2 separate regions of the Mus musculus genome follow, and region 1 is linked to region 2. The links are chromatin loops, found by intact Hi-C in ENCODE. Cell type or tissue: heart. All regions are shown on one strand.

The links. A loop is a pair of places that touch in the nucleus more often than their neighbours do. Peaks named below come from ENCODE experiments on the same cell type or tissue, not always from the same donor. Only the 100,000 strongest peaks of a DNase experiment are listed, where the experiment ranks them.
Region 1: it touches region 2 in a loop (3-fold over the local background); 8 of 42 quality-filtered maps call a loop at or near these places.

Annotation. Positions count from the first base shown.
Region 1 is chr5:148,396,734-148,404,733 of GRCm38, forward strand. It overlaps Slc7a1 (solute carrier family 7 (cationic amino acid transporter, y+ system), member 1), which reads right to left and starts at 3,171. Exons shown (of 13, transcript NM_007513.4): 1 at 2,996-3,171. In heart, no CTCF peak of the experiment used is centred here; a DNase peak (open chromatin) is centred at 3,178; H3K4me3 peaks cover 2,642 bases; H3K27ac peaks cover 1,751 bases; H3K27me3 peaks cover 414 bases.
Region 2 is chr5:148,329,394-148,337,393 of GRCm38, forward strand. It overlaps Slc7a1 (solute carrier family 7 (cationic amino acid transporter, y+ system), member 1), which reads right to left. Exons shown (of 13, transcript NM_007513.4): 9 at 7,714-7,816; 10 at 5,984-6,201; 11 at 5,099-5,265; 12 at 4,497-4,605; 13 at 1-3,150. The coding sequence ends at 3,047. Among named protein-coding and RNA genes, the nearest start is that of Slc7a1, 67 kb to the right of the region's middle. In heart, no CTCF peak of the experiment used is centred here; a DNase peak (open chromatin) is centred at 3,238.

The DNA of each region.
Region 1 (8,000 bases), 67 kb after region 2:
CAGGCATGGTAGTGTGTACATATAACCCCAGCATTCTGGAGGCTGAGCCAGCAGGATCTCATGTTTGGTCTATACAGCAAGTCTTTGAATGAATGAATGAATGAATGAATGAGAGAGAATATACTAGCCATTTTATTTTGTGTCTGCCAAAATCTTTTTCTCCCGGGACTGGAAAGATGGCTCAGCATTTAAGAGAGACTATTGTTCCTCCAGAGGACCCAAGTTTATAAGCAGCACCCATATCAGACGTCAACAACCGCTTGTAACCCAAGCTCCGAGGGATTCAACACTCTCTGGCTTTTAGGGGTACCCACACACGTGACAAATATCCACACAGACACATCCACATAAATAAAAGTAAACCTTTAGACTAGATATAAATGAATAGCGTGAATGTCCCTCTTCCACCCAACAGGATTCTTGACCAGCCTACCCCTTTCCCTCAGTACAGCATCTTGCTCTCTCCTCACATAGAAACCCTAGCCAATCTTACTGGATGGATTGTTAAAATGTATCCAGGCAGTGGGCCAGGGGACACAGTCCCTAGCATATGTTTTGCATGTGAGAGGCCCTGGTATTAATCCCAAGCACACACACGAATCTCAAATACCCACTCCCTATGTCCCCAGCCCCACCCCACCCCCAAGGGGCCAACTATGAAGAAAACACTAGGGCAGTGGTTTCCCAACCCTTTGGGGAGTAAACAACCCTTTCACAGGGGTCCCATATCAGATACCCTGCATATCATATATTTACATTATGATTCATAACAGTGGCAAAAATTACACTTGTGCAGTAGTAACGAAATCATTTTATGGTTGGCGGTGACCACAGCAAGAGGAACTGTATTAAAGGGTTGCAGCACTAGAAAGGTTGAGAGCCACCGCTCTAAGGTCTTATCTATAGGTCCTGCCTGGAGTGATGACTAAGAACCAGATGAAATACCAAGACATTTCAGGAGATGCCTGTAGGTAACATGGCACAGATATCCAGACAAGCACCAGGTTACCGGGTATTTCTTCCCCTAACCATGTCTTCCTTCTTCATACTCCTCCCTAGGATTAGTAAATACTTCTAACTCTGGAGAAAGGCATAATTTCCTGAGCATAATGCGACCATGTATGTAGTTACTTATTTCTGCCGGGCGGGTCTAATGAAAAGAATGCAGGCTTAAACAGCAATAAATGCATTTAATTACATCCCCCCAAAAAAAAAAAAAGTGTCCTGGGGCCTGAGAAAAAATAACCCGGCCTGTCAGGTGCCCACTGTGCAAACCTGCAGCTGAGTGTGCAGGAGACCCCTGGGTACGCTCTCCAGCTCTGCATGAACTGGGATCCGCGCAAATGCCTGTAATCCCAGGGACACAGTGGGAGGCAAAAGGATCAAGGTCATCTTTTGCAAAGTAGCAAGTTTGAGGCTGGTTGTGAAGCTGGGTTGTGGGTGGAGCACAGGGTGAGGTGGGGGTGGGGAGAAACTGATCTACCAAATATAATAATGACCATGTGTCTTAGAAGAGAAATCCCGAAGGGAGCCAGCTTGTCTTCATACCTTTAAAAAATAATAATAATAATCTAAAACCTGTAATTATGGGCCAAGAAAGAGCCCTGGGGCTGTGAGATTCAGCCCTAGCCACTGGGGTATCTCTTATCTCTACTTAACTAGTTCCTTTGGTTTATTCACCCCCCCCCACCCTCCCTTATATACCCTCTAAATTTCACCCTTAAGTAAAACATGATCTCAAAACGCTAAACTTTTCAGAGCTGTTTCAATTCATGGGGTGACTTTCCCCCTCTAAATGTCTATTCTGATCTCGTGAGTCACGCCCTTTTGTTTTAGTGGCAGAAGGGTGTGCTCTAGTCAAAATAATAATTTCCATTGAGACCAACTAAAAATACCAGGGGGATGACTGTGTCGAGGTTTCCTATTATCTTAACCACACATGAAGGGCAAGAAATGTTACAAAAATCCCAATTACCAGCTGACTCCATGACAGCTAAGACAGTCAACCAAAAGATAACGCAGAAGATAACGCTCCGGATTCTAGTGAAAGTTTACTCACCTTTAGAAGAAATACACCTATGGTTGAAACCCTGTCCTCCTGCACGTGAGAGTATAACTGTGGGTGCTGGGAAATGTAGTTTTTTAGTTTGTTTTGTTTTCCTGACAGCACATGTCTGCCTATCCCAGCACATGTCTGCCTATCCCAGCACATGTCTGGCTATCTTAACACACAAGTCCACACAGCAGTGGGCTGGAGCGAGCGACACTGGACTGCTCTGCGGACACCCTTGGCTGGTGACCTGATCGTGCCCAGGAAGTCTTCCACTGGACAGAAACACACGGAGCACAGGTTGTCTACGGAGCCGGAAGAACTTCCTCCCACTCCACACCATCTGGAAGAACAGTCTGTGCAGGCCGAATCGGGTCACAAGGAAAACCCACCCAAGAGGGAGTCCCTCCAAAGGGACCTCTGGAGACTATGAGGCGACCCGGAGGACAGGAATCTCAGGTCTCGGGTCATGCCTGCGAGACCTGACAAGAGTCCATCCTGCGCGCGGCTCGGCTGACGACACTGCCCGGGACCGCGTGGCGGGGCGGGGTGCCGCGCACCGCGCCATGTAAGGGAAGGTCTCCCAGACTGCCGTGACTCCGGATGCCACCCGGGGCAGCCTGCGTAGATGGGTCCCCGCGCCCACGTGGAGCCTACACACGGCGCCACGCGTGGCGGGCGTCACCCGGGTCGCCCGTGTTCACTCCCTCCCGCTGTTGCATCATGCACCACGCCGCGCCTGCAAAGGACCAAGATGGACTCGGAGGAGGCGACCGGAACACTGGTGCCCGCCCCACGCACCCATCCCCCGGAGATGGAGAGGATAAGAAGAACCCTCGCCCTGCCTGAAACGCCACCCGAGGCCACACACACAGACACACACGCACACCGAGGTGACTCAGGCTTTCAGAGCTTCCTGGGCAATCACAAGGATCGCGTACTCACGGAGGAGGCGGCAAGATGTTGAGCTGTGTGGAGACCGCGGGTAGAAAGCCTCTCACACCTGCTAGCTGAGGGGATGGCGCACGCGGGCGGAATCCGAGCCGGTTTCATCAGCCGCGCGCCGCCCTCCGCGGGCCCCACGGCCACGGCCAGTGCTGCGCGTCAGCTTCCAGGGCACCAATGACAGCGCCGCGCGGCCGCGCCCCTGTGGGCGGGGACACCCGAGACCGGGCTTCCCCGCCGGTTTGGGCGCCTCCCGCGCGCGCCCTTGGTCCTCCGCAGCCGCAACTGAGCTTGAGTCAGAGCTGATGGCACAGGCTGAGGGGTGCGAGCCCCCTCCTGGGGAGCCACGGACAGCTGACGACCAGGTTTCTTGCTCCAAACTGGATGTAAGACACATTTTAAAGACTTTTTTTTTTTTTGGACTTAGTTGTAAATCTTCTTTTGACATTGGACTACTTTACGGCTGTGCCCTAGCTAACGCCTTAGCCTCCGCCTTGGTCAGGAAGGGCCCCAGAACCTGCAAGCCTCCCTTTGATACAAGGTAGTTCCTCCACATAGCCAACAGAACAGTTCAGGCAGTTCACACCCGCGGGACTCTCCCCAAGTTTAGTACCCAAATCTAGTCTTCAGGGTTCCTTCTGATCTCTGCTCCAAAATCGAGAACTACAGTCTATAGGGCTGAGGGATGGCTCAGCGGTTAACACTGACAACCCTTTCAGAGGACCCAGTTCTGACTCCCCACATGGGGGCTCACAACTAATCTGTAAGTCTTGAATGTGATGCACAGACATACACAGGTAAACCATAAATATGCATAAGATAAAAGTTTTTATAAAGAATTATATCGAAGCCCGGCAGTGGTGGCACACACCTTTAGTCCCAGCACTTGGGAGGCAGAGGCAGGTGGATTTCTGAGTTTGAGGCCAGCCTGGTCTACAGAGTGAGTTTCAGGACAGCCAGGGCTATACAGAGAAATCCTGTTAAAAAAAGAGAGAGAGAGAGAGAGAGAGAGAGAGAGAGAGAGAGAGAGAGAGAGAGAGAGAGAGAGGAAGGAAGGAAGGAAAGAAGAAAGAAAGAAAGAAAGAAAGAAAGAAAGAAAGAAAGAAAGAAAGGAAGAAAGAGAGAAAAGAAAGGAAAAGAAAAGAAAAAGAGAAAAGAGAAGGTGGATGCTATGTGTGTTCTCAAGTGTGCCTTATCAGTAAAGGGATTCATTGTCAGCCACAGCTGTTGATACTCCCATAGAATTAAACTAACGATGTATTAATTTATATTGCCCAGCCAAAAAGTCTTAATGAATACGTAGAGGGAGGTGGATAGCACTAAAGCACTTCTAACACTTGTAAGATAACATTAAAGCACTTCTAACAGCGTTTGTGATAATAACAAGGCATCAAACATGCTTTGTTTTCCAACAGCCAACAGAAGTAAGTGTCAATCATGCGGTGATGAACTGATTCCTGCCAATCTAGTAGGGAGGTCTCCTGAATCTTTACCAGGTGCCCCCTTCTCACAGAGGGAAACCTCCCATCTTTCAGCGCCCACCAGCTTTGCCTTCAGCACCAGATGAGTATCTGACTCCGAATTCGAACGCTATTCACTGTGTGTCCTCCACAAATCGGCACACTACTGCTTATGAAAATTTACGTTCTCTTAAAAACTGCTTGCCCTGTCCTCGTCTGGGATTTTGGTGTGATACAGGTCCCGTCAAACAAGCTGAAAATCAAAAAACGGAGTCACGGGTAATAAAATCCCACACCAATAAGCTGAAGCTAAACTGACCTCTCAAGAAATTAGGAAATTAGCGATGACCAGTTTATGTAATGATTCTCTGTGCATAAACCCTTAACCAAAAAGAGCAAGCTGGATCAACCAGATATTAGGCAGCTTTTTCTCTATTGTCCCTTCTCCCTGCCTCTACTATGCAGAGACAGTAACTTCTACCTGCTTTCTTCAGCTCATTCCTATCTAGAAGACCAACTTCAGCTTTACTGCTTTTGTTTTGCTTTGTTTTTGTTTTTGTTTTTGTTTTTGTTTTTTTTTTTTTGAGACAGGATCTCACTATGCAGCCCTGGCTCTCATGGAACTCACTTTCTATGGACCAGAATGGCCTCGAACTCAGAGACACATCTGCCTCTGCCTCCCCAAGTGCTGGGGTTAAACGTGTGTGCCACCAAGCCTGGCTACAATTAAGATCTTTAAACCATAGTTTTGTTATTTGACTCTGTGTGTGTGTGTGTGTGTGTGTGTGTGTGTGTTGCACACATATCACATGTCAGTGTTCAGACATGCAGAGGCCAAAACATGATATCAAGTGTATCCTTCTATCACTGTCTGCCTTACTGACATAAAGCAGGATCTCTCAATGAGCCCCCACACTCATCACTTTTTGGTAAGGCTGCCTGGTCAGCGAATGCTTGTAATCTGCTCATTTCTGCCTCCCAGTTTGGAGGTTAAAGGCACATGCAGCCATTCCCAGCTTGTAAAGTGGGTGTGAGATTCAAACGGGTCCTCGTGCAATGCACTCTTACCCGTGGAACCATCTCCCCAGCCCCTGTGATTTTGATCGAAAGCCAACCCTTTGAGCTGGGCAGTGGTGGTTCGTCCCTCTAATCCCAACACTCAGATTTCTGAGTTTGAGGCCAGCCTAGTTTATGAAGAGATTTCCAGGACAGCCGTGTCTACAAAGAGAAATCCTGTCTCAGGAAAAGGTTCAACCCTTTCATGTTTGAAATACAATTGTGGGTTTGTTAAATGTATATGTGTGTGAGCCGGCATGACTTTAGGAGCACCACGTGCGTGCCAGAGACCATGGAGGCTAGAAAAGAGTATTAGCTAGTTACAGGTGAGCCACCATGTGGGTGCTGGGGACTGAACCCAGGAAGAACAGCCAGTCCTATTAACCACTGAGCCATCTCTCCAGGCCCTGTTTTGTTTTGTTTTTTTTTTTCAAACTGGCTTTTGGCTTCCAAACCTTAAAGATATTCCACGTGAAGAGCCAACCTAGATTCCATCTTTCCTAGGGGATTTTTTAGCACAGTTTCCAGTTCAGTGACGCCTCCCATGAAGCAGCTGGCCTCCCACGGAGCAGCTGGCCTTCAGACTGACAAGAGGAATCCCTCAGAATCAGGGCCCATGAAAAGTATCCGGTGCTTTGAATGAAAATGTCCCTCCTAGGGAGGGGCACTAGTAGAAGCTGTGGCCTGTTGGATTAGGTGTGGCCTTGTTGGAGAAAGTATGTCACTGGGGGTGGGCTTTGAGGTTTCAGACACTCAAGTCAGGCCCAGTGTCTGTCTGTCTGTCTGTCTGTCTGTCTCTCTCTCTCTCTCTCTCTCTCTCTCTCCTTCCCTCCCTCCCCCTCTCTCTGCAGCCTATTGATCCAGATGTAGATGTTGCTGTCTTCAGACACACCAGAAGAAGGCATCAGATCTCATTACTGTTGGTTGTGAGCCACCATGTGGTTGCTGGGAATTGAACTCGGATCCTCTGGAAACGGCTGAGCCATATCTCCAGCCCCCAGATGTAGAATTCTCAGCTCCTTCTGCCTGTAGGCTGCCATGCTCCCTGCCATGATGACAATGAACTAAAAACTTCTAAACTCTAAGTCACCCCCAATTCAATGTTTTCTTTTATAATAATCCTGTTATTTGCTAGGCAAGATGGCACACACGTATCATCCCAGCACTCGGGACGCAGAGATGTGTAAATCTCTATGAATTTGAGGCCAGCCTGGTCTACAGAGTCAATTTCAGGATAGCAAGAGCTATCCCTGTCTCAGGGTAGAAAAAGTTGCCATGGATGTGGTATTATAGCGATAAAATTCTAAACTAAAATGAAGTGACTTCAGAGGAGAAAAAAAATCAATTTGAAGCAGAGAAACCCAATTGTGGTCAAGGTCTCACAGAAGATGCTGGTAGCCCTGGCTCAATACCATGACAAACAGCAAAGGTCCTAAGGCACCGTGACTGAGAGGTCTCCATCATCGCCAGCTGAGCCAAGATTCCAAAAACCCTCACAGAAAGAGGTTGCTGGTCTTAGCCCCTGTCGGACATCTTGTAAGTCACATCCTCGTCTAGGACCATCAGGCAGCACAAGGCATTAAAAGGACCTAGAATCAGAATCAGTAAGGCAGATGCAGGCTGGTTCTGACCCAACCCCTAACAGCCTGAGGAGAATGTACTGGGTTACTGTAATCCTTGGTTTCTTTGATTTCCAGTAGAGATCATGCTAGTTGCATAGCGTTACAAAGTTCATGGCACATATGAGAGACAGATCCAAAGATGGACAGATTAGACAACCTATAAACAGGCTTACACACATCTCCACAGATCCTCAATAAAGGTGCAGATATGACTGGAGAGATGGCTCAGCAGTTAAGAGCACTGACTGCACTTCCAGAGGACCTGGGTTCAGTTCCTAGCACCCACATGGAGGCTCAGAATGGTCTGTAACTCCAGTCTCTTGGGATATGATGCCCCCTTCTGGCTCCTTCAGGCACCAGGCGTGTACTTAGCACACAGACATTCATGCGGGCTGAGCACCAATACACATACAGTTTTTAAATTCATTGCTTTTCATTTTTTTAAATCATGTGTGTGTCTTTGTGAGTGGGTACCACGTGTACAGGTGCCCATGGAGTATGACAGGTCCCCTGAAGTTGTAGCTAGAGGCAGTTCAGCTGCCCAACATGGGTGCTGGGAATTGAACTCAGATCCTCTGGAAAAGCAACACCTGTGCTGAGACATCTCTTCAGCCCAAAGGAAAATCATGTTTTAAGTGCAAAGTCTCTTCAATGAGTACTATTAGAATAATGGCTCTCCACGTGGGAAAATAAATAAATAACATAAGGAAAAGAAATAGAACATAACCACCTTACATTAAAAAAATTCAAACAAACTGCGGTGGTTTGAATGAGAACGTCTGTAGGCACAGAGAGTTTAATATTTGGTCCTCAGGTGGCTTCACTATCTGGGTAGATGTGGGAGCTGTGGCCTTGAAAGAGGAAGTG
Region 2 (8,000 bases):
CTCATTTTTTCTTTGTTTGCAAAATAAATCCACAAAGGCCTGGCTGTAGGAGATGGGCAGGGATGGGGGATGGGCCTAGGTGTGCACCCACCCTTCCACAAATATACACGGGGGTGTGGGGTGGGAGGGTTAATGTCTCTATAGACACCACCTACCACTACCACCATGACCAGGGCCACCTTCTGAAAGGTGGAGACATCTTGTGCCCCACTCCTGGGTATTGGCTTCTTCATGAACTTAGACCCAGAGACAGGAAGAGCACAGGCTCCTGGAAAAATGGGTCTTTTCAATGTGAATATACTAGCTGCAGGTAAACAAGGCATGGGAATGTGTCTTTAGAATGTCTAAGTTCCAGCTAGGTAGGAAATGCTGGCCATGCTTTGAAACCCAATGGGACTCTTCTTTGGGCAGGAGGCTAGGAGACGGGATACCACCTGCTGTTGGTCTGGAGGGATGTGTGTGTGTGTGTGTGTGTGTGTGTGTGTGTGTGTGTGTGTGTGTGTGTGTGTTGTTTGGGTTTGGGGCTTGTGTTTTCCTTTCAGAAGGAACTGGGGGCATAATAAAAAGCACATTAGAGGCTCGCTCCAGGCATAACTATATACATCATTGTTCCTGTGTACCCCCAAAAGTGTCCACTCTTAGTAAGAGCTCAGTGGCCAATCAACTAACTAGGCACACCGCCTTCAAGCATCTTTTCCTGACTAGGAAGTGGGTTCAGGATGCCCCCCCCCCCGACCCCACCCCACCCCGCCAGGGCCTGTGTTTGCTCCTGTGTCGCACAGGGAAACATATAGAACAGATGTATATATAGACCGTTGCTTGCGGTCCTCAGGAGGGATGGTGACAGATCAAACCCCTAGATACACACCTTTCCCCTTGGTGGGATACAAGCTGCTGGCTGAAACGTCAACTGTAAACACATGGTTAGGCTGCCTTAGACAGGGAGGTTTTACCCAGAAAGCAAGAGACAGTTCAGCAGGAGGAGCGGAGGCTCACGCCTATGCTCTTAGCACTCGGGAGCCTGAGGCAGAGGCCACACTGGGCAACGATAATCCTATTCCAGGCCAGCTAGAGTGTGAAACCTTGTCTCAAAAAAGAAGCCAAAGACACTAAACTTTAAAAGATTCTTCCAACACCTCACTGGGCCCTCTCTCTCTCTCTCTCTCTCTCTCTCTCTCTCTCTCTCTCTCAAGTAACAAGGAAAAAAAAAACCCAGACAGATACTTAACAGACCCTAAGAAGACAATAGGTAATCAAGACCCGAATAAAATAAGTTAATATTTATCAAAATATTTTACAGCACCAATCTACATAACTTTAAATACCTTTAGAAACTCAACATGTAGGGTCTTATAATACTCCCTTTGCAGTGTTTTCAGGCAGCCTAGGAGACAAAGTGCCTGGACGGTGGTCAGGGCCTGGCTCTTGGATGCTCAGCTGTCCTCCACTGGCTGACCCAGCAATTAGGTGGTTTCTCTAATCTCCCTAATTTTCCATACGTAGTGCTGGGGGTGGAAGCTGAGGCCCTGTGTAGGCTGGGGAAGTGTGCTACCACTAGGCTACACGCCTGTCCAGCCCCACTAACTCTTCCATTCTCAAGAATCTTCCAAAGCAGAGGAAAGACAGGGCCATCAGTCTACCTACTCAGCCTGTTTCCACCAGACTTGGGTCAAAAGCCAGACAGAAAAGAAAGCTTGGCTTTATAAACAGCATTAACATTAGACTAAGACACTAGGCTTCGCCACCCCAATATGGTGGAAGGGGGATGTGGGGTGGGGGAAGGGCACCCTGCTGGTTCTGAGAATCCACCAGCACTCTCAAGCAGTTTCTATCTACAAAGAGTAAATGAAGAGGTGTCAGCCCTCAGGCCACACCCCGAGAGATATGGAGCGTGGGGTGGGGGAGGGGAAATGAAGGGGAATAAGGTCCAGGCCAGGGTGGAAATCTCACCAGCAGCAGGCAAAGGCACCACAGCTACAAGAGGAATAGCAATAGGACCCCAAGCCATCTCCTGCGCAGGCCACACATCTTGAACCGCAAGCTGATATGGCAGTCGGTAATGATTTGGCTATCTTCCAAGGTAACATTAAGCCCCAAGTTAATCCAGTGGAGTGATTCACAGCAAGCAGCAGGGGGAGGACTCCGCAGTACTCCTTAGATGTAAAAGGCCACACAGATCACGTCAGTGGCCAGAAAGGCGTCACCACCCCACATTGAGTGCCACCTGTCTGAAGAACTTTAGAAGACCCGAGAGAATGAAATAACCCTACGGATACAGCCTTGTGTTCCAGTGACTCAGGACAGTGGGGACAAGGCGCCAAGAGCAGCAAAAGCCAACCCAGGCCTGCTAGGAATGAGACCAGAGAATGTCACCCTAGTCCACGCGGGCTGAGCTGGCCGTCTCATCTCGACACTACTGGTCACTCCAGGGATCTCCCGTCTTCTGTGCTCGAGATGAGCGGCTCACACCTGAACGGCTCACACCGTGCTGTGTTCTGCACAGATGCTTCTGTGCAGACCCGGGACCCCATCCTACCACCCCAGCCAGAAAGCAGTAAGATGTGGGCCTGTTCCTCCTCTTTAGGTATTCTGTAGTTGATGGGCTGTCGGGCAGCACTGTTGGGGCACATGCTTCCTCGCTGGGATAGTCTTGCATCTTGTGGTCAGGAGACTGTCCTGGGCTGACAGGGAGAGGCTCACTAGCCATCTGGAGTGTGCACATGGGCGATGCCAGGGTGGTCCCAGGGAGGGAGGGAGGCCTGCTTCCCAAGTGAGAGGAGAAGGGGGCCTCCCTTCTGCTGGGGCCGCAGCAGCGAAGCGCCCGGCCGGCCGGCAAGGAGAAGGGCTGCTTTCTTTGTTCAGAGGGAGATGAGTAAACCAAGGGACTGTCCAGAAATGACCAGGATCTCACGAGCTGGCAGCAAACCAGCTTTGGTGACATTGGGGGTGTGAGCTGATCCTGAGGCATGAGTGGAGAGATTGTGAGGGTCCCAGGCTTCTACGGGCACCCGTCAACCGCTGTCACCCTGGTGGGTGGGGCTGCACGTCATTTGCACTGGTCCAAGTTGCTGTCAGGAGTCTTTGCCTGGCCAGCAGCCAGGGACGCTTCCTCACTGTGCCAGATCCCATAACCGAAATAGATGGTGAAACCTACGGGGGAAAAGGGGACAGAAGGGTGAAGAGTGCAGGCAGGGCTGCCAGACCCGCAGGGGGGGCCCAGGTAGACTTCGACACCCGGAGAGGCGACACACGGCCCCGGATGGGATTAGCCAAAGTCACTGTCCTGCTTGCACTGTGTATATCCTGGGCGGTGCACAGGGGCTTCCCTGAGCAGCAGGCTGGGTGGAAGGTCACAGAAGACGTTGAGCTGTTTTCCACCACTAGGTGGCATCAGAGTACCAGAGAGACACTGTTCCTTCCCAGGTTGGGACTTCCAGCCTAGACTGGCTTAGTAGCTCTGATTTTTTTTTTTTTTCCTAAGTAACCCATTAGACTGAAGGAGACAGTCAACAAGGGCCGTACACAGTATTGACCCAGCATCCAGGGCTCTCCACATCTGCAGTGATGCTTTAAAGGACTGACCCACAAGGGACTGTGAACACATGGCTCAGGGTCACCTGTGCAACCCACACAGGAATACAGTCCCGAGGGCTCACCGGCCCAAGGCAGGGGGAGTTTAGGAGAAGACCCCATACCTCCACCACCAAGAAATGGGTCACAGTGAGCTGTGGGCACCTCTCTAGACTTTGAAGCCGAATGAAGACAGGTCCCTGGAATGTACAAAGAAATAAGGCAAGGTGCTTCTCACGAGGTTCCAGGGTCTCAGGGCCCAGGGTCTCCTAGGCCATCAGACAGAATGAGAAGGCCTGAAACCAGCTTCTACAGCCCCCAGGCCAGATGCCTGGGGTGGAGATTGGGAACAGAGTGGCACACTCTTGGTAGGGAGAGACACAACATCAGCCCTAGTGAGGGATGGCCAGCATCCAGGCAGACAACTCCGGACTAAACTGTACACAATCCCCAGGTTGCTCAAGCCCCGATTGTCTCGAGAGCTGCCGTTCCATCAAGAGCTTCCCAGCAGCTCCCACACGCTCGTGGTCCTACTGGCAGAGGTACTCGGAAGAGCCCAGAGCCAGGTACTGGGCAAGTAGGTGCAACTTAGCCTTCCTATCCAGAGTAACTGGTGCTTTCTTAATAACTATCTCTCTCACCTCATGCTTTTTTAACTTCAAGATATGCCTGGAGAGAGAACTCTCTTGGGCAGCCGGCTATGAAAGGTATCTAAAGGGGAAGGAGATTCCACAACGTGTCAGGAGTTTTAGAGTAAGCCACTGACAACTCCTGTTTCTCCATGTTGTCTGAGGTGAAAGGAGGCGGGTTCTGCTACATTAACTAGCCAGTCAGGAAGCAGGAGGGGAAAACGCTCGGCCTTACAGAGAGAAGCTGGGTATCGAATGCGGGTTCACCCAGCAAAGCACACACCATCCCATACATACCTATCAGCATCCACACTGCAAACCGGACCCACGTGCCCTGGTCCAGCTGCATCATGAGATAGATGTTCACGAAGATGCTCAAGACAGGAAGTACGGGGACAAAGGGTACCTGCAGAGACATGAGGCGCCATCAGATCTGATGGGAGGTGGCAAACTCAACAGCCCACTCCAAAAAGAATTGCCCAAACATTCCTCATAAAGAGACTAGAAGAGGGATATCCATTTTATCCCCAAGGTTAAACTATGTTGATATTGTTATTATTATTATTATTTGTTATTATTATTATTATTATATTAAATTATTAAAACTGCAGATACCTTGGGTCACCTCCAAGGCCAAACAATGTCAGGCAATTCATCAGGATATTTAACAAGAGGCCCTTAGAGACAGGGTATGCCCTACTAACTGAGGACTGGGGAGACATAGGGGCTCCTGCTTAACAAGACATTTTGTGCTCTGAGGGTCCCTGAGGTGAGCTGGCCAGACTGGCCTCCCGAAGCTCCCAAGTCTGGCCGAGCCACAAAGGTTCAGCTTTCTTACAGAAAAAAACCACGCTCTCGACCTATTGGTATTTTTCCTGCAGGCCTGCCAAGCTGCTCACCTTAAATGAGAGCTTGGTCTTGCTCTCAGGCTGTCTCCAGATGATGCCTGTCACCAGCATGCAGAGGAGGACTGACCCTGTCATTACAAAGACTGCCCACAGTGTCCCTTCGGCCAGGGCCTCTCTTCCAAGCACGGCCACAATGCACACGGTGATGATAAGAGCGGCTGTGAGAGAGGAAAAGAATTAGAATTGGGGAATTATATATATATATATATATATATATACACACACACATATACATACACACACATACACATATATATACATATATACACACACATATATACATATATATACACATACATACATATATACACACACATTATATGTATATATACATACATATATACATAATACAATATGTATATGTATTTGAAGATATATATTTGAAGATATATATACACATATATATACATATATACATAATGTGTGTATATATATATATATATATATATATATATATATATATATATATATATATATATATATATATATTCAAATCCTCCAAAAGGAGACTGCTTCTGTGGAAAGAGAGGCCCATTGGACATGCAAACTTTATATGCCCCAGTACAGGGGAATGCCAGGGCCAAAAAGGGGGAGTGGGTGGGTAGGGGAGTGGGGGTGGGTGGGTATGGGGGACTTTTGGTATAGCATTGGAAATGTAAATGAGCTAAATACCTAATTAAAAAAAAAAGGAGACTGCTTCTGTGTCATAAATTCCATAGGAATGAAAAGCTGGTGTCATAGCTGGGTATCAAACCAGACCCTCATCTTTCCCAGCATCCCACATCCCTACCCAACTCTCATGCCTGTGGAGCAGAAGCCACACAGCACCACAGACGTAGACTCCAAACCCCTTCCCAGGAAAACGGGAGCTCTTACCTAGGAGGCCGGCTGAAATGTTCACAATTAGCCCTGAGAATTTGGAGGGCTCCACGTTCTTGGGTGAGAGGATGGATTTCAGAGAAAACTTCTCGGCTACCGGTAAAAAGCCTGTCTGTGATTCACTGGCACTGACCAGCTCATTCTGATCTACTCGATCTAGCTCCTCGGTGGTTCTGGCCATCTGGTATACCAGATTAGGTTGTTCTGGCTGGTACCTGTAAAGACATGCCCACTGCATGAGTGCTGATAGCGGCTTTTGTTAAGAAAGGACACGCACATCAGTCTGAGTTCTCACTGTGCATTCAAAGGTTAAGGTGCCTGGGACACAGGTCATAAACCAGTAGAACGGTGCAGACTCTAGCAATACAAGAACAAAGGACAGATCAATGGAGGACTGGTAAGCTCTGTCTACATGCCGTAACTGGATAAAGCTATTCTAAAACGCTAAGTTCCATGGAGTGCGTACCGACAGAGCCTGTGAAGAATGGACCCTGTGGAATGGTTGAGCCCCACGTTAGGGTTGAGCCTCTAATGACCCAGGCTACCTGCAGATGAAGCATGTGATTACATGAGGGCAGGTCCTTGCCTTCCCAACCAGACCGTCCATCCTCAACAGCTTTGAAAAGCAGAGTCCCTTTTGAATTGTTTTGAGGACAATCAAGTCCAAGCGCAAGAAGCGTGTGTATCAAGGGTATCAAGCTAGTTAACTGTTCTTCCTACAGACTCACGAAGGCATTGTATTTTAGCCAATTAAGAAAGTAGGTGGGGGCTGAAGAGATGGCTCAGCGGTTGAGAGCACTGACTGCTCTTCCAGAGGTCCTGAGTTCAAATCCCAGCAACCACATGGTGGCTCACAACCATCTTCTGTAATCGGATCCAATGCCCTCTTCTGGTGTGTCTGAACACAGCTACAGTGCACTTGCATACATAAAATAAATTTAAAAAAAAAAGAAAGAAAGTAGGTGGGTCTCAAAGAACATGTTAGGGTTGAGCCTCTAGAATTGAAGAGGTCTATGAACTAGTTTAGGCTGAATTTGCAGTTGCTAGCAGGGATCAGCCCAGGCTTTATGGAAATGGCTTTTTGCTTTCTAACAAACGCCTGAAGGAGGAAAGGAAGCGATGGTTGTGCCACAAACAGTCACTGTGAATGCATGTTCTCATGACAAATGCCACCTCAGGACATCCCTAGAGCAGAAGCCTGTTCTTCCATGTCCAAGCAAAGATGGGGTACAGGCATAGGCTTTGGGAAGGCTCTGTGTGGGTGAGGCGCTAGAGCACCCAGCTTCAGTGGCCCTGAAGCCACTTTAATGCTGTTGTCGTTAAAATAAAAACAATGAGAATCCAGTGTCCCTGAGAGCTACAGACACTCAGAAGCTACAGTATACATAGGCCCGAGGTTCTTCTAATGCAGTCCTGGGAATCATCTACCCCAACAGTCGGGCCGACTGAAGTCACTGCCCTATGCCTTCTAAGTTTCCGATCCCAGATTCAGACCAATGCTGGTGCTGGGGACACTTAGCCAGAAAGATAGGGGACACGATAGGGACCCTGGTGGATGGGGTGGGGGCTGGGTGTACCACCGACCACATCCCACCTACCCGACATTCTCCAATTCAGCTAGTATGGCCTGAAAACTATGAACTCACAACCCCCCTCGTCAGCACTGTTAAAACAGCCACAAGCGTCTGTTTACCATTTGTCATTGACCTCAGGGATGCCATACGTACCGTAAGACCAAAACACAGGCAGCCACCAAAGAGTAAGCCAGGAGAGTGCCAATGGACATGAGGTCCACCAGGTCCTTCAGTTCAAAGAGGAAGGCCATCACAGCTGGGGAGAAGACAGACATGGGGCTGTGAGTGGCCCTCTGGCGGTCCTATGGTCAGGACTGCCACCTACCTGTAATCTGGGTACTTCCAGCCCCACCCTCACTCAGCCTATCCATGAGAGGCATTGCTCAATTGAAGTCAGGCTCAAGGTTGGAAGAGAGTTCTCAAGAAATAACATGAAAAAT